Regions from separate parts of the Mus musculus genome. Here all the other regions are linked to region 1. A link is a loop called in an ENCODE intact Hi-C map of the cell type or tissue named here. Cell type or tissue: heart. All regions are shown on one strand.

Region 1 (5,000 bases):
GGCCCGGATTAATTAATTACTACAAAGGCAAAGACAGTGGAAAACAGGACACGTGCCAGACAATGCTGCCATTTTCAAAGGAGGAGGCTGGAGGTAGCCAGGCTGCTGTGAGGTCCTGCTCCTGAGACATGGGCTCTCCCTAACCCCAATTTCCTGTTTCTACAGAGGCTCTGCTCCCTAGACATCAGGGACCTTCTCTTATTCCTGTTCCCCTACTCCAAGGTAGCAATGGGAGAGGGGAAATCCGTGTGCTCACCTACAGTCCATGTCCTTCAGATCCACTGGTTTAATCATTATAGCATCTTCCTTAAGTCATCCACTTTAGTTGATGTTGAGTGCTTCACCACTCAGCTATACTCCAGCTCTAATATACTTTTTGTTGCTTGATTTCTAGATTTCTTTTTAAGTATGTGCATGCCTACACACTGAGCTTAGAGGTGTCTATTTCCCTTAGTTCCAGGTAGCTGTGAGCCACCTGTAAAAGCTGATGGGGACCTAACTGGGGTGGGTCCTCTGGAAGAGCAAGCGGTTAAGTACCTTAACTACGGAGCCACCTCTCTAGCCTTATTTGTTTTTAGGACAGTTCCACTGTATAGCTCTACTTGGCTCAGAATTTTAAATTTTCTATGTATATCAAGCTGGTCTTAAACTGTTTTGGGGGCTTGGGGAATGACAACATGGGCTCACTATGTATGGCTCACAGAGCTCCTGCCTTTGCTGTCTGGCTGCTAGCATTGGAGGCATGTCACACACTATACTGGCTCCACTGTTGTTGTTGTTTTGTCTTTTAAACAAAATTAAAACTTTATATGACTAAAATGAAGACCTACTATTTTTTGCACCACAGAGAAGACTCCTATGAAAACAGGACAACACACCAGGATACTTCCCCTCAGAAGGTTCCAACAAGATCAGGCTGTACTTTGCTCTAAGTCACTCCAAACTGTAAAACAGTGGCTTTTGGACTGTGCCTTGCCTTCTGTAGCTCCCCACCCCAACTCTGCCCCCAGAATCTTAGTATGCAGCCTTGGCTAGCCAAGAATTCTAAATGTAGACCAAGCCTTCCTTAAACTCATAAGGATCCTCCTGCCTCCTGGGTATGGGTCACTTTATTGTGCACGCAAGCGTGTGCATGTATGTGTGTGTGTGTATGTGAGATCACCACTGCAGCTTCTACTTTACTGAGACCATCACCCACCCAGCGTGTGATCACCCCTCCCCCCGACCCCACCCCCGCACGCGCTCACGGTCATTCCAAGCAGGGTCTTTCAGGACATCATACGTGGATGGCACTGTCGTGCCATAGACACCATGCAGAGATCGGAGAACCAATTGCAGCAGTCATTTCACTCCTTCCACCCTGTGGATTCTGAGGGATGGAACTCAGGCTTAGTAGCCGTCACCACTCTGCTCTTAGGTAGTAGCTCCATTTTACAAAGTAGCTTCTGGTTCCATTTTGAATGGTGATGAGACTCAAGAAGGGAAGTAGATTTGGCGCTTCCAAAATGCATGCCCCGAGGCTGCCTTGGCTCAGTGAGTCCTTTCATTGTGTGTCCAGTTCCTGGTTCCGCAGAGGCATGGAGGGAAGTCTGTAATAAGATGCAAGAAGAGACAGCAATAAAGTCTTAGGCGCCGCTGTACAAATAGGAACCAGAGGCGCCCCGCCCCCGCCCCCGGTCACCCTGCGGACCCGTGATCCTCTAAACTACAGGTTGAGCCTGACTCCCGCCCACAGCATGCCTGGCACCGGGAAGCTAGTCGGCTGGGCTCCGGAGGGTGCTCTCCACCTACAAACAACGGCTCTGTTACTCCTGAGAGCGGCCCATTGTCCTTGTTCGATAGAGTAGGAGCGCCTCCCCCGGTCCGCAGCACACTCTCCGAGGCACATCAGAGAATGCCCTGAGAAGGGAGTACTGGTGGGCGCAAGAGAGAGCAGCTGGCACTTTCTGGCTAGCCTGCTAGCTAGAGATAACCTCAGCTCGGCTACAGCGGGCCCCTCCCATGCCAGATCCTCTCTGTCGGGAGGAGGGCTTGAAGGTCTAGGTGTAGGGACTTGCTCATGGGATCTTCTGAAAGGAGACTTGGGGGAACAGGCATCTCCGCCGTCTGTCCCTGCTGCACAATAGCTGACCCTCATTCATCACCACTGTAGCCGCGACTTTCCTGGGGCGCGCTATTCCACGCGCGTGCCACCTTCCCAAGGCGGGCCCGCCGGGATCCCGGGAGCTGGCCTCCTACCCCGCCCCCTCGCGGTGCTCCCAGCGGCGGCGAGTGATGCGGCCCCTTTAAATCCCGGCCGCCCCGCCCTTCGCCCGTCGACTCGGCGGCGGTCCCGGATCCAGCCCGGCCGCGGCTCTTGCCGCCTTGCCCCAACCCTGCTCGGCCCCGGCCCAGCCTCAGATCGAGGCCGCCAGCACCGCGCACCGCGGAGGAGCAGCTCGCACGCGCCCTCCACCCCCGTCCCCATTCCCGCCCTGCCTGTAGCCTCCTCTCCCGGGCCCGCAGCTCCTCCGCGCTCCGGGGCCGGGGCCCCCGCCGCCTCCGGGCCCCCGTGCCCCGGCCCCGGTCCCCCGGGCCATGCGGCCTCGGCCCCGCCGGCGCCCGCCGCGCATCGGGGGAGATGAGGCTCCGCAATGGCACCTTCCTGACGCTGCTGCTCTTCTGCTTGTGCGCCTTCCTCTCGCTCTCCTGGTACGCAGCGCTCAGCGGCCAGAAAGGTGAGCCCCCACCCTGCCGCCGCCTGCTCAGGCCCGCACCGGGAGCACCTGAGCCTCTCCCATGCTCGCCCCACTTGTTTGCTTTTGGCATCACGAAATTCCCTGGTCAGGCCTGGCCGAGGGGAGCGAGTGGTTACCAGATCCCCGCCTCCGTGTGGCGCTCGGGACTGGCCTCTGCCTGCGGTTATCCCATGCCAGGGGCGGGCGCTTCCACTGGCAAGTTAAGGACCTATGGAGTTCCCACAGAGGGGCAGAGACACAAGGTCACAGAGGTAGTGTACCCAGAGAACCTGGTGCAGGCTCTTGGACAAGAGCTGGCACAGTATTGTTGAGACAGGTGAGGAGATAGAGCCAAGGTATCCATCTCCCTGCCCCATCCACTGTTGTGCTCTGCAGCAGCCCTGCTCCCGTGGGCGCTGCTCCCTGGGGGCCTACAGCCTCCTCCATGGCACCGAGCCCCAGGGTTCCTCTGTAGGGCCTCTTGAATAGCTAGCCCAGAAACCCTGATATGTGATCACTTTGTGGGGTTTCCTTGGCCTTTCCTGGTGCAGCTTCGAAGCTTGGGCTTGCTGGCCAGTCCACACTATGGCCTCCCAGCTTGGCCAGCCGTCTTGGGAGTAGAAGGACACAGGTCCTAGCACTGCTAGGAAGCCCCCTGAGCTAGGTTGAATGGTTTAAACTGAGTGGGAGCTGAGGAGTTCAGAGACCATGATCCACCCAGCCTGGACACAGGAGACTCTGAGCTGCTTCCTTCCTGCCTGCCTTCTGTTCTTCCTGTCATATCAGGCTGAGGTGGGCTAGCTCTCTCCCTCCCTCAAGCAGGCTCTCTGTTCCCAAAGGTTATGCTAAACGGGGAAGGGGAGGTCCAGGAAGAGGCCTGTGGCAAGTCCAACTCCTGGCATCAGGCTCCTGCCTGCTCAGCCCAGCCTCACCTCCTGTAGCACTTTCCCTATTTTAGTGGTAGTGGAGGTCTGGGCTGGTCTTGAGAGAATCACAAGTCAGGAACTCTAAGGAGAGATTCGATAGGGCCTGGCACAGAGAGAGTGTGGGATGGAATGAGCTATCAAGGGAGGGTATGGCCAGGGGACGGTTCTCTGAAGGTAGGGTGTGGCATCCAGAAGGGTACATTTTGAGCCCTTGGGAGAGTAGCCATGGAAAGCTATGAGGGCTGTAGTGGAGCCGTGTCGGAAGAACTGGGATCAGGTTGTTCCATTGTGGTTAGGGCCATTAGACTGTGTCTCATCCTCATTTGGTAGTGGTCCCGTGTGCTTCCTATGACAGTCACATGTCTCCATCTGATGTTAGGATACCTCCCGAGGGAGCAAGCCAGGAGACTAGCATTCTGAGGGCCTGGGGAGCAAGATCAGAGAAGAGTAGGGCTCAGATACAGAGTTCTTCCTCCTGAGGACAAGCCCTGTATGCATGGAGAGAGAGAAGTGACTGAGTGTAGCCTCAGGGCTGTACTGTTTCCATGGGTATCCAGCAAAGCCAGCTGACTAGAAGTCAGGAATCTTGACTGTGGGCCTTTCTCATTCTTCCACACAGACAAGTCAGTAGCAAACTCAGCTAGTCAGCCACTAGATTGAAGCTGGTTTCCACTTTGTAGCGGATATGGGGCTCAGGAGAGGAGGGTCCAGTACTTAGGGGAAGAGCAAAAGAACCGGAAGGGAGGATGTAGGCGGGGAGCCAGAGAGGAAAGAGGCAGCAGAAGCAGGGGTCACCCTAGAGCCTGGGTTAAGAGTGGGAAAGACTCAGACTTGGCCAGGTGCACCTAGGGTTTAGGACTCAGGTTCAAATCCAACCTTGGCTTTTATCTGTTGAAGCAGCCAGACATTCAGGAATCAAACTATAGCCTCAGCCAAACAGCTGCAGAGCTTGGACCTCAGGGAGACAGAGCCACACAGTCCTTCTCAGTGTCAGGGCCACGCTCTCACTGGATCCTTGCTCTCCTAGAGTCCTTGGGGACCGCACGACCCAGAGACAGAGTGGACACCTGCCACTCTCCACCTCGACTCCCTTCCCCCTTGCAGGTTTACAGCAGACCTTGGGCTGGGCTTGCGGTCTTCCTATGGCCCTGAGCCTATTTCCTCTAAGTACATATACAAAGTTTATACCCCAGCTTGGCTCCAAAATCTGTTTTCTCTGCCAAGAGAGAGCCAGGTGGAACACTGTGGTTTGTAGTCCTCAGGGTGTGTTAATTACCCTGCTTGTAGGGCATCACATGTTCCACACCCCGTGGAGTCTATTCTGGCACGGTCACTGCTGCAGTCCTCACCTGGGGCT
Region 2 (5,000 bases), 64 kb before region 1:
CTAGCCTGTACCATATGCCCCTGCCTGAAGCCCTTGTCTTAGGCTGTTCAGGGGATGGACCTTTTGCCATCCCATGCACTGTTTAAACCTGTTCTTGGTCTCTGCCCTCGGCCTCCACATTCTCAACCCTCCCTTCAGGGTTCCAAGGCACTCAGGGCATTTTGCTAATTGAAGTAAAAAGACCTGCCTGGCAAATTATAGAACCCCTTCCAGGCAGCTGGAGCAAAGATGCCATCCATCAGCCCATGTCCCTCAGTGGGTCGGTCAGGAGAGAAAGAGCCCATCTAAGCACCCACCCCAGGAAGAGTTCCAGGGAGGGGAACTGCCTGGCAGGTAGTGGTGAAGGGTGAGCACACAGGTTCCCTCTCCTGAGTAGACCCACCCTCGTGTGCTTGGCCACTGGTGACAGCAAAGGGCAGCCACACCCTTGCTGCCCTTTGACACTGTTTGCATGAGAACAAGCACTTGTCTGGACTCTGGCAGGAACTTGGGCCCTCCACTACCAACATTTCATCTTTCCTTCTAGGTCCGAGCCATACCAGGGGACATCGGCTTCTCCATTGAAGAGCTGGAGGATCTTTACATGGTGTTTAAGGTGACAGTGAACACAGGGGTGGGTGGAGCTCCCCACCTCGGCTGTTAAGTCTGTCCTCAAACAGCAGCTCCTAGTCAGGAAACTCCTTGTCCCCAGTTGCAGTTCCTGTGAACCATGTGTGGCAGAATTTAATCTTTCTTGGCAATTAGTGAACAGAGTGTGCACATGAGCACCTCAGGTGTTACTCCTGAAGCCGATGCTTATAAAGACAGGGTCCCTCATTGCCAAGAGCTTACCAAGTAAGCTAGGCTGGCTGGCCCGTGAGCCCCAGCCCCCTGCTTCTGCCTCACAGCGTGTGATTCTAAAGGCACACCACCACAAGCACCATTGTTGTTGTTTTGCGTTTCGAGACAGAGTTTCTCTATGTAGCTTTGACTGTCCTGGAACTCACTCTGTAGACAGAGTGAATCTACAGAGTCACTACAGAGTCTCTGGCCTCTAACTCATAGGGATCCGCCTGTCTCTGCCTCCCAAGTGCTGGGATTAAAGGCGAGCACCACCACTGCTTGGTGCACCTTTTTTTTTTTTTTTTTTTTTTTTAGATCTCATGGTTACATGTACTTATGGTGGTGCATGTATAGAAATCAGAGGACAGCTTGTGAGTGTGGGTTCTCTCCTTTTATTGTGTGTTCCGGGGATCAAACTCATGGCATTCCATTTGGCCGCAAGCACCTTTATTCCCTGAGCTGTGTTTCCAGTCCCACACACCCAGCTTTTTTATGTTGGTTCTGGGGACCAAAGTTAGGTTCTCATGCTTGCATGACAAGCAGTTTACTGACTGTACTCTAATAGAGCACTCCTAAATAGCAGGGGGGAAAAAACAAAACAACAACAACAACAAAAATTCAACCCAACTCACACAGAAGAGGGAACACACCTACTCATTTAACTGGAAAGTTACACAGCTTCAGGCATGGCTGAGTCAGGGTACTGAAACTGGCTGTGACACTCCTCCATCCCAGTTAACCTCTGGGCTGCTTTTCCTGTAGGACTGTCCTGAGCAGCTCCTGGGTCAGGCTCTCAGGGACCCCGGTGGAAACTGAATTTTCTTTCTAAGTAGTTTTAGCAAAAGACACAGATCAGGCATTGGGATGAGTCAACCTAGGTGCTGTAGCTAAGGGGTGGTTTGGGCTGCAACAACCCAGTGATGGTGGGTAACCTACAGCCTTGTAACCCCTAGCCCAAGGGTGAGTCTGCACACAAAATTCAGGTGCATCAAAAGGAGGGGGAAGGGCATGGAGGGGCGCGGGGGCAAAGGCGAAAGTCCACACTCCCTCTGTTTGGTTTGGTTTGGTTTGGGTTTGGGTTTTGGTGGTGTGGGGTTGGTTAGTTGACTGATGGAGCAAGTGAGTAGGTTGGGTGGGTATTTTGTTCTGTTTGCTTTGGGGCTGGGTTTTCTCTGCATTGCCCAGACTTGCTTCACACTGAGTTCTGGAGGTCCAGTGATCCTCCTGCCTCAGTTTCTTGAGTACTGAGACTGTGGGTCCACATTGCCAGTTCCTGCAGTCCTTTTCAGCTACCTTAGGGTCAGTTGCCGAGGCGGCCACACTGTGTCAGAACAGTCAAGTCCATGAGGCCCTGTTCAGTTCCTCTGCTGTGCACTAGAGTGAGGGATCCCGTGAAAGCTGAGGTACCAGGCCAGAGCTCATTACCCTAAGAATATGGACAGATCAGGGAAGGCACCCTGGTAATCCTGAGAGTCAGGGCCCCAAAAGCCATCTCACCAGACGGTGTCCCCTGCAGGCCAAGCATCTGGCAAGCCAGTACTGGGGTGGTAACCGCTCAGCAGCCGTCCACCGAGACCCCAGCCTGCCCTACCTGGAGCAGTACCGGATCGATGCCAGCCAGTTTCGGGAGCTCTTTGCCAGCCTGACGCCTTGGGCCTGTGGCTCTCACACGCCTGTGTTGGCAGGCCGCATGTTCCGACTCCTGGATCAAAACAAGGACTCACTGATCAACTTCAAGGAGTTTGTGACAGGGATGAGTGAGTGTCTCACCCATCTTTCAAGCACCAGTCAGTGCAGCTGTCCTTCCTGAGGCCAGCAGGGGGCGACCTTGAGCCCTTGCCTATGCCAGACCTCAGCAGACTGTTCTACTGTCCCTCTCCTTGGGGCTCTGGCCCCAAAGAAGGTTAAGCTTTTCCATAGGGTCTTAGGGAAGCAGGAGGCCCAGGGCTCATTTGATCTTTCCTAGAGACCTGGCTAGGGAAGACCCAAACCTTCCCAGAGTGTGGAGTCTCCATTAGAGCCCACAGGAAGGGTCTGGGGATATGGCCTGCAGTGTGTTCCTAGAGTCTCCTTGCCAAGCATGTCCCTCCCTGGCCTTGCTCCACAGGTGGGATGTACCATGGAGACCTCACTGAGAAGCTCAAGGCGCTCTACAAACTGCACCTGCCCCCAGGTGAGTGACCTCAGGCTTCCTGCTGTGGGCTTCTCTGTCCCTAGACTGTCCAGAACCACGGAACTGCCAACACGCCACTGGACGGTTGTGGCCAAGAGGGAGAGAGTTAAGTGGAAGGGAGGCTCTGGGCCCAGTGGGGGTGAGGGTCTGGGGTTGAGGTCCGCCCTGCTGTTCTGAGCACAAGCCCAGAATGGGGAAAGGGCATGAGGGAAGATTCCAGTTGAGCTCCTCAGCCCATCAAGCAGGGCAACATGATCCAGAATCCACATCAGGGCAGGAGGCCATGAAGGAGGTACCAGTGAGACACAAGGTCCTAAACTGTCTTGTTCTTAAAGTAATTGTTAACCAAAGGTTCCTGTTTGTCCCAAGACAGCCTGGGACACTGCCTAGGCCACCTGCAGGTCCTGTCACATGTCCTCAGAGGCCCCACTTCCTTCCTCTCAGTAATGGAGCTGTTGTTAGGGTGGGAAGTTTCCTGTGGGCAGCTGGTGTGAGCCAAGCTGAGAGGCTCTATGAAGCTGGCCAGCACATGGCTCCAGCATCCTTCATGTGTGGCCAGAGCTCAGGATAGCCCCTAAAAAGGAGCTTTCCCTTAGTAGGAACCAGATCCAGAAAGGTGACAGTGATGGCCCAGGGTGCCATGCTTCCTCCTGTGGAACCACCCTAGGTCCTCTTGTCTGGGGCCTCCCCCTGAGTAATTCGAATACAGAATCTGCGGTCAGAATCAGCCCAAAGTGAGGTTATAAGGCTGCAACCACCACTCACCTTGCACCCCTGTGACTCACTGTGTGCAGTAGTGCCCAGTTCACTAATCAGAGCTCCCCAATGATGGTTCTATGGGTAGAGCTGAAGGCGCTCTTGGAGCACAACTCTCAAGTGAGGCTACCTTGCAGCTGGTGAGAGCCAAAGCCTGGGTTGCATCAGAGAACTGGGTTTGTGCCCACCACCTAATGCTTCATCTAGGTACTGGACTGCTTGGGTCCGACCACCCGTCTATGCCTTGCCCTGCTCCCTAAGCCCTACCACATCCCCTCCATACATCAGGAATGGTGAGGTCACATGGACACACAGCCTTGGGGATCTGAAACCTCAGGTTGCAGTCAGCCACTCCCAGCACATGTAGAGTGTGGGACAGGCTGGGGTATATTAATGTGGTACAGTTGCCACAATATAAAGTAAGATGAGTCAAGTGATGTGTGTGTGTGTGTGTGTGTATGTGTGTGTGTGTGCTCACGCTCGCGCATAGGCATGTAAAATGTCCCAAAGGAATCCGCTGAGCCAGGTCATCCTGTGTGGGAGGATAGCTAAGTTCACCAGGCCCTGGGCAGATGGATTATTTTCTTACTCAGCACATGTACTGCATTTCCCAAAACAGTTATCAGGGACTTAGCTCAGCCATAGAGCAAGTGCTTAACATACAGGATAACCTGGGGTTCAGTCCCCAGCACACACCCCCCACTGTCAAAATCAAGGTAGCAAGTCAGACACACTCGGAAGGCTGAGGCAGGAGGGTGCAGCGTTAGAGGCTGCCTGTACTACAGCGTGAGGTCCTGCCTCACCAACAAGTATGTCACCAACTCTACTAAAACTGTCCGGAGTTCGAGTAAATGGGGTTCAGCCTGGTGGTACATGACTGGGCGCGGGTGGCCTTTTCCTCTTTGACTAGAACTGGAAGTCTCCCCTGTCCTCACTGTTGCTTCTCTTGGAACACAGCTCTGATCCCAGAGGAAGCCGAGTCAGCCCTGGAGGCCGCCCATTACTTCACAGAGGATAGCTCCTCGGAAGGTGAGCCACTCCTGAGACAGCCAGCACAGCCAGCTGCGCTCTGCAGCTCTCCGTCTTCCCGTGGGGCCTGTGTAGGAGCCAGCAGTCCCACTGTGGGCTCCGGGAGCATGCCACCCTGGGGTGCTCTCTGGGAGGGCCCCACAGCACTCCCTGGGCCAGACTGGCCCCTGTAGACATTCTCAACTGTTGTTTCTCTTGCATCTCTGTCTCCCTGGACGTG
Region 3 (5,000 bases), 51 kb before region 1:
TTTGCTTCTACCAACAAATGGATCCTGATAAAGCCAAGTGCGGTGGGTGGCATGTCTATAATCCTGCCCTTGAGGATGAAGTAAGACAATTGTGTTGTTTGAGGCCAACCCTAAGCTACATGTGGAGATCCTGTCTCAAAAAGCTAAAATAAATAAGAAGACATTAGGTATTATTTACAACAATACTTTAAACTTTGCTGATTCCCAGCACGAATGTAAAAGCTGGGCATGGTCATGCCCACCTGTGCCCCAGTGCTGGTGATCAGAGATGGGCAGCCTAACCAGATAGCCAGCTTCAGGTTCAGTGAGAAACCCTGCCTCAAGGGAATAACGCAGAGCGATGAAATGGGACATGCTGGTCTCTGCCCACACCACCACACAAATACTAAATAAAAAATTTTTTAAAAATTACTTTGTTTGTTTAAAGTACAAAACGGTGATTTCTAGTAAACCTGCTGAGTTACCATCTGAACACAATTCTGGATCATCTCTATCAGCCCAGGAAGATCCCTTAGGTCCACTTACAGTAGATTCCTGTTCCCTTCTGGATCGTCTCTATCAGCCCTTAGATCCACTTACAGTACATTCTTGCTCCCTCTCCCAGCGCCAGGCAACCACTAGTCTGTTCTTTGTAAAAAAAATCCCAAACATTTGATTTTACCAAGTGAAGACTCAGGAGCCAGACATGCTGGTGAAAGCCTACTAGCTCAGAAAAGAGAAAGTACCCAACTGACCTTCTTCAACCCACATCCCAGAAGGAAAAATAAAATTTCTTTCTCCACACTGTCTTAAAAACCTTTCCAACTGAATGTCCCTCCTTCCTATATCCTGTGTGTCTCTCTATCCATGCTCCTGACTTCCTCTTACTTTCTATAGTTTTATTCCTGTGTTCACTCCCTGTCAACTGGTTGCTTGTTCAGCCTCCATACCTATGGTTGACTTTATTCAATCTTGTTTACAAGAAACAGCTCTTGGATTAAAGGTGTGTGCTAGAGCTAAGCCACACCACAACTAGGAACAGATTTTTCCAGTATACAATCTTATAGTGTGATCAGTTATCTTTCAAAACTCTTGGATTAAAGGTGTGAACTAGGGCTAAGCCACACCACAACTAAAGACAGGTTTTTTTCCAGTATACACTCTTGGGGTTCACAGTATGATCCTTCAACACCAATCTTGTAAAGTTTATGGTTTCAAAATACCAATTAAGCCAGGTGGTGGTGGAGCATGCCTTTAATCTCAGCACTTAGGTGGCCAGAATTAGGCAGGTTTCTGTGGGTTTGAGGCCAGCCTGGTCTACAGAGGGAAGGAATTCTAGAATAGCCAGGGCTACACAGAGAGGGAAGAAAAATAAAAAGAAGAAAGAAAAGAAGCCAGCCTGGGGGTATGCCTTAATCTCAGGTTTCAGGGGGAAGAGACAGGACTCTAGTGACTTAACCACTGAGCTCTAGAATGACTTTGTTTATTTTTGAAATATTTACTAATTTTATAAGTATGAATGTTTGCCGGCATGTATGTATATTTACCATGTTCATGCCTAGCACCCACAGAGTTACAGATACTCGTGAGCTGCCATGTAGGTGCTAGGAGCTGAATATGGGTCCTCTGCAGGAGCAGTTAAAGCCAGCGAGCTACAGCTACATAGTAAGATCCAGTCTCAAAAAATATATAAAAAATAAAAAATATAAAAAGTATAAAAAATATACTTTCCAGACCCATCCATTTTCCTACAATGTTGTATCCCAAACTAGCCTCAGACTCTGGAGGGAAAGAGGACCTTTTTTGTTTTGTTTTGTTTGTTTTGTTTTTGTTTTGTTTTTTTGTTTTTGTTTTGTTTTTGTTTGTTTGTTTTTTGAGACAGGGTTTCTCTGTGTAGCCCTGGCTGTCCTGGAACTCACTTTGTAGACCAGGCTGGTCTTGAACTCAGAAGTGCGCCTGCCTCTGCCTCCCAAGTGCTGGGATTAAAGACGTGCGCCACCACCGCCCGGCGATAAAGGACCTTTAATTTGACGTTTTCCTGCCTCCGTCTTGTAAATGCTGAGATCACAGTCACACGACAGTTTTAATTCAAAACCAAGATAGTTTATAATGTCAGCCATGCAAAGATGTCCTGGCTGTAGAAAAGCACCGTCCCTGCTCCGAGTCAGAGAGCCAAAGGCGATGGACCAAACACGTAGGAACACCAGCTCGGGTTGTGTTGTTGTTGTTTTGATTTGATTTGATTTGATTTGACTTGATTTGGTTTGTTTTGATTTGATTTGTTTTTTATGCTTGTCAGGGGATGGAGGCGGGGTTGGGAGGCCGGAGAGGCGAACAGTGACCACCGAGACAGTGGGCTAGAGCGGCTCAAGAGCTCTCAGGGGCGGGGCCGACTCAGTCAGAGAAGAACGGAGAGACGCACCAGGGCATGCGAGGTGGAGCTGAGCCTAGAGGGGCCGGAACCAGCGCAGGTTGGGCGGAGCCTGGGCGGGATTGCAGAGCCCGAGCTCACGGCGGGAGAGTGAGTCCTGAATGGCGCCGGCTCAGCAGTCTCGGGTTCTACGGTGCTGCAGCTGCCACATCTTTCAGGCGCATCAGGTGGGGTGGGCGTCTGCCTCACCCTCTTTCCTAGCAGGACGGTGGGCGAGATATGGAGGGCCGCGTCTCATATGGCCATGGGAAATGACAGTGACGAGGCTGAAGGCTGTGCTTCGTTGCTGTCACTTCACAACACGCCTCTGCCATTTTGTTTGTGTTTATCTGTTGTTGCTGCTGAGGGTTCTGCTCAGAGCTGTGGGCGCGCTCTTCCACTGAGCTACCACCCAGCCCAGTGTATGTCGGTTTTTTGCATGATCGTTGTAGAATCCACAGTAGTTGTTTCTTCTGAGGCGGCTTCCATTGGATACTAGCAAAATGGTCAGGAATCCAGGTTGAGGAGTAGCGTCCTCTACGCAGAACCTAGCCCATCATTACACTCAGTGTCTCTTCTCAGTTTTATTACAGTGAATGGTGAGCTTTAAAAGCCCTAGGGTTGGGTGTTCGCCTAACATTCCCACAGCCCAAAAATGGGATTAGGCATGGCAATGAATGAAGGTAGGAGGGCTTAGCGAGTTTGAGGCCAACCAGGGTTATCCGAGACCCTGTTTCAAAACAAGCAAAACTGAATAATGTATAAGCAGTTTGGACTCCATTTTGACATTCCCCTTGGTGGGCCCGGATGTCACTTGGTGCCTCTACCTGCAGCCTTATCTTCGTGGTAATAGTTACCTCCATGCTCATTAGAGCCAGCACAACCCATAAATGGTTAAAGGGGATAGTGGTCGGTGTTTGTTTGAGAGGCTTTGTTTCATACGTCAAGTTGGCTCCAGGCTCTAGATCCTCCTGCCTCAACCTTATTAGTTAACTTCTGAGCTGATCCCCAACCCAAATCTTAGTCTTGGTGGTAGTGGTTTTATTGTTTTAGGGGGTGGAATTTGGTTTGGTTTTGAGGGTGTTGCCAAGACATAATTTCAATATTTACTTTAGATTGACCTCTAATTCCTAATCCCTGGCCTCAGCTTCCTGAATATCTAGAGTATATATCTCTAATGCCACGTCAGTCCCAGGAGACTTACGAATCAGCCTAGATCTCTTTGTATAGTTAAGCATAATCTTTCATGACATTTCTTCAAGGAGCTTTTGTATCTATATAAAAAAATTATTTTTATGTGTATGGTTTGCCTTGCATGTATGTCTGCACCCCATAAAATGTGGTACCCACAGAAGCCAGAAGAGGGTCTTAGATCTCCTGGAGTTAGAGGGACAGACAGTTGTGAGCTGCCACATTGGTGCTAGGAACAGAACTTAGGTCCTTTACAAGGGCAGCCAATTCTCTTAACTGATGAACTGTATCTCCAATGTACTAGCTGCCACAGAGGCATATCTCCAGCTCTGGAATTCCTGCCCCACTCTGTGCTCGCATGCGCATGTAGTGTGTGTGTCTGTGTGTCTGTCTGTCTGTCTGTGTGTCTGTTATATGCATGCTTGTATGCAGATAAGCACATGGAGGCCAGAAAGGAACATTAGTTCTGCTGTCTTTCCACCTTATTTCTCTGGAACAGGGTCTATCACTGAACCTGGAGCTAGGCTGGCAGCCAGCAGTCCCCATTGACCCCATTCCCACCTCCGACAGTCCTGTGAACACAGGCTCACGTGGCTACGGAGATCTGACCTCAGGCCCTCATGCTTGCTCAGCAAATAAACTTTTACCCATTGACATTCCTTTTTTGGACCCTGGGATGGCAAAACTCCAACTGGATGTTTGTTGTTTCATACAAATGGCCAATCTTCCCAGCACCTACCTATTAAATAGTACAGTCCTTCCTCACCTAAAATGCTACTTTCAGGGCTGGGGGTATAGCTAAGTTATTTCTGATTCACATCTACCTGTCATATGAAGTTGTTTGAGCTATAATTTCCAATATTTCATTGTAGGTGAAGAAGAGTCTCAAATGGACATGCAAGGCTTGTGGAGAGAAGCAGTCATTTGTTCGGGTAAGTACTGAGAAAAAAACTAAAGAGCCCAACCTCTCTTCCTACAGCCAGGATCCTTTTCTCTCACAGTTCACCTTTGAGAGCTGCTGCACCCTGGGTTCCTTCCTCCTGCATCGTCAGTGGGTGGAGCAGTGACTACACAGGGTCTGTCCTTCACTCCTTCGTTCAGCAAGGGTTTCTTCAGTAGCTTCTGCATGCCGGGCACAGGGAGACAATAGGAAGTAGGAACACTGTAACCTTGGGGCTTACAGATGTGCTTCTGTGGAAGGGTAAATAATTCACATGGGTGCACACACACATGTACATCCATCATTCAAAACGAGATGAGCATCTTGAAAACACGGGGGAGTGCAGAAGGGAGCAGGGCTGCCTGGAGAGCTTTGTCGGTGCTTAGGAATGCTTGCTGCTCTTGCAGAGGACCAGAGCGTGTTTCTCAGCATCCGCCCACACTGGGCAGTATGCAACCATCTGTAGTGACAGAATGCCAA
Region 4 (5,000 bases), 240 kb before region 1:
TAGCAGCTAGATGCGATACCAGCAAAGGCAGACAGCTAATGGAGGGATGGGAGACAGTCACAGGGCTCACTGGGCAAGCCATTGTCCTTTCAGACTGACCACATACATGCCCAGGGCCATACTCTAAATGCCCAGTGCCCAAGTTAAAGTTAAAAGACATGAGTTCAAAACAAAACAGAACAGAAATCCCATGACATGAATGGGTGGGGTGAGGTGGAGTGGAGAAAGCAACAGAAACCACTGAGAGGAGGTGCCAGCTGTCATATATATGTTGAAATTGCCACTGGAGATCATACTTGAGAAATAACGGAAAGTCTGGTAGCAATAAAGTTTTTTTTTTTTTTTTTTTTTTTTTTGGTTTTGGTTTTGGTTTTGGTTTTTCGAGACAGGGTTTCTCTGTGTAGTCCTGGCTGTCCTGGAACTCACTCTGTAGACCAGGCTGGCCTTGAACTCAGAAATCCACCTGCCTCTGCCTGACAAGTGCTGGGATTAAAGGCGTGCACCACCATGCCTGGCCTAAAAGAGATTTCTTTAAATGTTGTTGGAGGTGGGCTGGAGACATGGGTCGGAGGGTAAGAGCACTTGACTTGCTGATTTTCCAGAGGACCCTGGTTTGATTCCCACTACTCCCATGGTGGCTAACAACTCTAGTTTCAGGAAATCAGTTGCCCTCTTCTGGCTTCTTACTGCATTTAGGTGGTACACAGGTAAAAACACCCATACACATAAACTAAAATTTTAAATTAAAACAAATGTTACTGGAGATTGGATGGTTACTTTATAGCAGAGCAGAGGTAAGAAAAAGAATCAGAAATCCTGGAGTTGGAAAGCTAGAAGGGTACCGAGCATACTATTTGAGAAACAGGGAAAAAAATCAAGAATAGTGAACAGAATCTCATAACAACATGTGGCACCATTCACTGCACTGGGATAAACATAATGGGAATAGCAGAAAGGGATATCAAATAGCAGGAAAATTATATCATAGTTGAAATAATAGCCTCAAACTGACAACATCGATGCACATGTCTAAAAGATTCAACAAACTCCACCCAGGATAGACCCAAAAGACACAACACAGGCAGACAGACAGACAGACAGACACACACACACACACACACACACACACACACACACACACACAGGAGACAGAGAGAGAGAACAGATCACACAGAGCACATACAGATACATACAGGAACACACATGCATGTTCATGTGTGTGTGCGTGTGTGCACATACACACTGTAGCAAAAGTACAAAACAGAAAAAGAAAGGTTTCAAATGAAGCAAGATAAAAGTGACTTACCATCTACAGGAGGACTCCAATAATATGAATGGCTGTGATATAATCATATTAGAGGCCATATGGCCAGAGAGATAGGCTGGAAGATGCTGGAGTTGGGGAGTGGCCTCTGGTCAAATGTGTGACAGTGTAAGGGTGTACTCCTCGGCTGTCTGTCACTGTGACAACATGCCTGAACTAAACCAGCCATCAGGAGGGAAGCCTTACTTTGGTTTGCCTCAGAGATTCAGACATGGCTGCTTGGCTCCTGTAAAAAGACAGAGTCGCAGCAAAAGCACGCAATATGCAAGAACCCACAGGCATAAGTTCCTTCCAAGTTGGCCCTACCCCCTAGAGGTTCTGCCACCTCCAAGAACACCACAGGCTGGCAGCCAAGCCTTTGGGCCTCTGGGAGGATATTGTAGCTTGTAGGAAATGTCCCCTGTAGACTCACATGGTTCCCCATTGGTGAGATGTTGTGGGGGTTGTGGGATCTTTAGGAGGCAGAACCTAGCAGGTGGAGGTGAGTCACTGGGGGACCGGCTTTGAGGCTCATAGCTTGGCCCTGCTCTGGACCTCTCTGTGTTCCTACTGTGTTCTGGCCACCCCCACTACCATGCCCTCCCCGTCATGGTGGTCAGTATCCTCTCAAACCGCAAGCCAAAATCCTTCTTCTATTTAGATATTTCGTTCAGGTATTTATCCCAGTGATGGAAGCCAGACAGGTAGCTGGTGTGTGCAGAGGACTCGGCTCTCACCTTATGGGTCTTTGAGAGCTATCACGATTTGAGTGTGAAGCATCCCTCCTGGGCTCATGTGTTTGAACACTTGGTCATCAGCTGGTGGTCCTAGTTCGTGAGGATATAGAACCTTTAGAAGTGAATCCTTGGAGACAAACCTTGAACACTGAACGGGGTCTCTGCCTGAGCCTCTGCTGTCATCACCATGAACTTTACCATGTCTTCCCCAGTAGGATGGAATAAGACGATGGTCAGAATAAGTCTTTCTTTATGTAAGTCACTTCTGTTCCATATTTTGTTGCGAGGATATAGGAAAAGTACCTCAGGGGCCATTGAAGAGTCATAGTTTCTGACAATCCTGTTATTTTGTAGAAAGGTGGTCAGTGTGTCAGGTGGAAAAGAAAAAAGGAAACCTAAGAACATGGTGAAGCCAGCAGGCGACCGCTGCATGAGAAGGAGACAGCATGGCCTTAATTATTAATATTTTATTTTTAGTTGAAATGTGGTGGGTGTACGAGTGCAGTACCCACGGAGGCCAAAAGAGGGCGACATATCCCCTAGAGCTGGAGTTATAGGCTGTTGTTAATTGCCTCAGTGTGGATGCTAGGACCAAGGTTTTAGATCTGAAGATATGCTGCAAATTGCTTTCCCAAATAGCTATGTCTCCAGCCAATCCCTTATTGGTGCTTTTCTGTGAAATGTCGCAGGCACCAGAGACATATGCCCTCTGGTTTTTTGCCAAATTTCCAATAAAGAGGCCAACCCATAAGCGGTAGCTTACACATTGATTTTCTTTTTCCTTTTTTTCTTTTCTTTTCTCTTTTTGTATTGCATTAAAATGATATCCTGATTGCTGAGGTCTGTGTGGCTTCATCAAGTCTATGCCCCTTCTTTTTTATTTTTATTTTTATTTTTAAAAAAACTATAGTTTTTTGCTATGGAGGCTTGCAGAGTGAGCAGTCCTATGTAGAGCCACCAGGAGGCACCCTCTCCCCATTGCCCCCTACACAGCTCCAGCACACGCTTGGGACACAGCCAAGGGTGTCTTGACCAGACAGTAGCTCCACTCTGGGCCCAAACCTAACGCCCCACCCCCCCACCCCCCAGTCCCCCGCTCCCACAATGTCCTGGAATCTATTCCCTCCTTTCCACCTTGCCCTTCCTGAGATCTGGTCTTACTGCCCAATCTCATGAGGAGATCTTTCTCCCTGCTTGCTTTTAGATTCGGCTTCACAGATGGAGGGCCCGCTGTAAAATGAAGGCTAAACAGTGACGGCTGATGGAAGTACTCCTTGCACACTAACTTCTTTCCTGAACTTTCTGCAAGGAGTGTGTGTGTGTGGGGGGGGGGTGCGCTGAATGTGTGGAGACTATGATGTCTGCCTGAGGCTTATGTTCCAGAAGGGACTTGGGTGACTGGGCCTGTCACAAACCTGGTGCAAAATTTAGTAGAGTGCCCACGACTCAGATTAATACGATTTTTCTTTTTTTTAATTTAAAGATACGTTCTTCCTATGTAGCCCTAACTGGTCTACAACCTGCCATAAAGAGCAGGCTGGCCTGGAACTTGAAATTATCCTCTTGTTTCTGGAATGCTGGGGTCACAGGCATGAGCCACTATGCCCAGCTGAGTGAAATATTTTTTAAAAAACAAAACAGAATCTTGCTGTGAGCTCAAATTGGCCTGGAACTTACAATCTGAGTGTTTGGGCCTTAGGAATGCTGGGATCGCAGGTCTGGGCTACCATGACAGATTGCAATTTAAAAAGAAAAAGTTAATGAAGAGTGAATCCACGTAGTACCATTTTTTAAATTATTATGCTATGAGAGAGGGCCAGCAGTATTACAGACCAGAGAGCAAATTTTTGGAGTCTGACCTCTCTCAGCCATGGGGTCCAGGGGTCAAATTCTAGCTACCAACCTTGTGTGTGAATCACTCATACCCCCTGAGCCATCTTGATGGCCCAAGGATCAGTATTTTCTAGCCAGGGTCACACATTTCCTTTGTCTCGGGCTCCAGTGCTCTGGCCTTGCAGTTGAAATGCTAATTACCCTGACTGGGACATTCCACATTTTACAGGAACATCAAATTATCATCCTGTACTCCATAAAAATGTACAAGTGTATCCCAATTAACTTGTTAAATTTTGTTTTTACATATTAAATTGTATTTCGTGTGTACGAAGGTGGTACACTCATGCCACAGTGCCAGTGTAGAGGTCAGAGGACAAGCTGCTGAGCTGTGGGAGTCAGTTCTTGCCTTCTACCAAAGGGGTCCAGAGGATGGAGCTCCAGTCAGCAGGCTCAGAGGTAGAGCCTTTACCAGCTGAAGCATCTTGAGGCTCTAATTCTTTAAATTCTTATTACGTGTGTGTGTGTGTGTGTGTGTGTGTGTGTGTGTGTGTGTGTGTGTGTGTGAATTCGCCATGAGTGCAGTGCCCATGGAGACCAACAAAGGTCATCAGATTATCTGGTAATGGTGTTACATGTTTTGTAAGCTGTTCCCTGTAGATGCTGGGAATGGAACTTGGGTCCTCTGAGCCATCTCTTCAGCCCTGCTCCTAAATTGTTTAAATATTGTTTATTTGGAAGTTGAGATATTTTAGCTTGCTTTGATTGCACCTGAAGCAAGGGCATCCCTCACTGCACTTGAGTGCTAGCCTCAGCAGAGACTGTGAGAATCCCAACATTAGCTTTCAGAAACTAAGAAAAGAGTTAGTGTTACCATATGACCCAACAACCCAAACTTATAAATATAAACTCCCCCAAAATGAAAACATGCATTTATGCAAAAACTTGTATATAAATGTTCATTGCAGCATTAACCCACAATATACAAAGCATGAGGGTGGAATATAGCAGTGCCATTCCCTGTGAGTCCAGCATTCAAACACAGGAGTCTATGGGGGCCAAACCTATTCAAACCGCCACAGGTAGAGATGGACACGCTCAGGAATTTGACACCATTGATCATTGCA

Evidence for each region. Peaks named below come from ENCODE experiments on the same cell type or tissue, not always from the same donor. Only the 100,000 strongest peaks of a DNase experiment are listed, where the experiment ranks them.
Region 2: a loop joins it to region 1, with 3 times the contacts of the local background. A loop is called at or near these places in 19 of 42 quality-filtered maps.
Region 3: a loop joins it to region 1, with 2.3 times the contacts of the local background. A loop is called at or near these places in 19 of 42 quality-filtered maps.
Region 4: a loop joins it to region 1, with 2.8 times the contacts of the local background. A loop is called at or near these places in 14 of 42 quality-filtered maps.

Annotation. Positions count from the first base shown.
Region 1 is chr11:50,223,023-50,228,022 of GRCm38, forward strand. It overlaps Mgat4b (mannoside acetylglucosaminyltransferase 4, isoenzyme B), which reads left to right and starts at 2,313. Exons shown (of 15, transcript NM_145926.3): 1 at 2,313-2,717. The coding sequence starts at 2,621. It overlaps Gm36556 (a long non-coding RNA gene), which reads right to left and starts at 2,199. Exons shown (of 2, transcript XR_388620.4): 1 at 1,792-2,199; 2 at 1-1,589. In heart, a CTCF peak has its summit at 2,227; DNase peaks (open chromatin) are centred at 2,289, 2,839, 3,539 and 4,369; H3K4me3 peaks cover 3,318 bases; H3K27ac peaks cover 3,515 bases.
Region 2 is chr11:50,159,117-50,164,116 of GRCm38, forward strand. Tbc1d9b (TBC1 domain family, member 9B) reads left to right here. Exons shown (of 22, transcript NM_001290760.1): 15 at 527-595; 16 at 2,339-2,579; 17 at 2,930-2,995; 18 at 4,709-4,780. Among named protein-coding and RNA genes, the nearest start is that of Mrnip, 13 kb to the right of the region's middle. In heart, a CTCF peak has its summit at 2,636 (motif pointing right); DNase peaks (open chromatin) are centred at 2,773, 2,975 and 3,435.
Region 3 is chr11:50,172,375-50,177,374 of GRCm38, forward strand. Tbc1d9b (TBC1 domain family, member 9B) reads left to right here. Exons shown (of 22, transcript NM_001290760.1): 22 at 1-411. Mrnip (MRN complex interacting protein) reads left to right here and starts at 2,477. Exons shown (of 7, transcript NM_026543.3): 1 at 2,477-2,577; 2 at 4,453-4,512. The coding sequence starts at 2,512. In heart, no CTCF peak of the experiment used is centred here; a DNase peak (open chromatin) is centred at 2,387; H3K4me3 peaks cover 1,655 bases; H3K27ac peaks cover 1,295 bases.
Region 4 is chr11:49,983,818-49,988,817 of GRCm38, forward strand. No RefSeq gene overlaps it. Among named protein-coding and RNA genes, the nearest start is that of Rnf130, 39 kb to the right of the region's middle. In heart, CTCF peaks have their summits at 2,554 (motif pointing right) and 2,754; no DNase peak of the experiment used is centred here.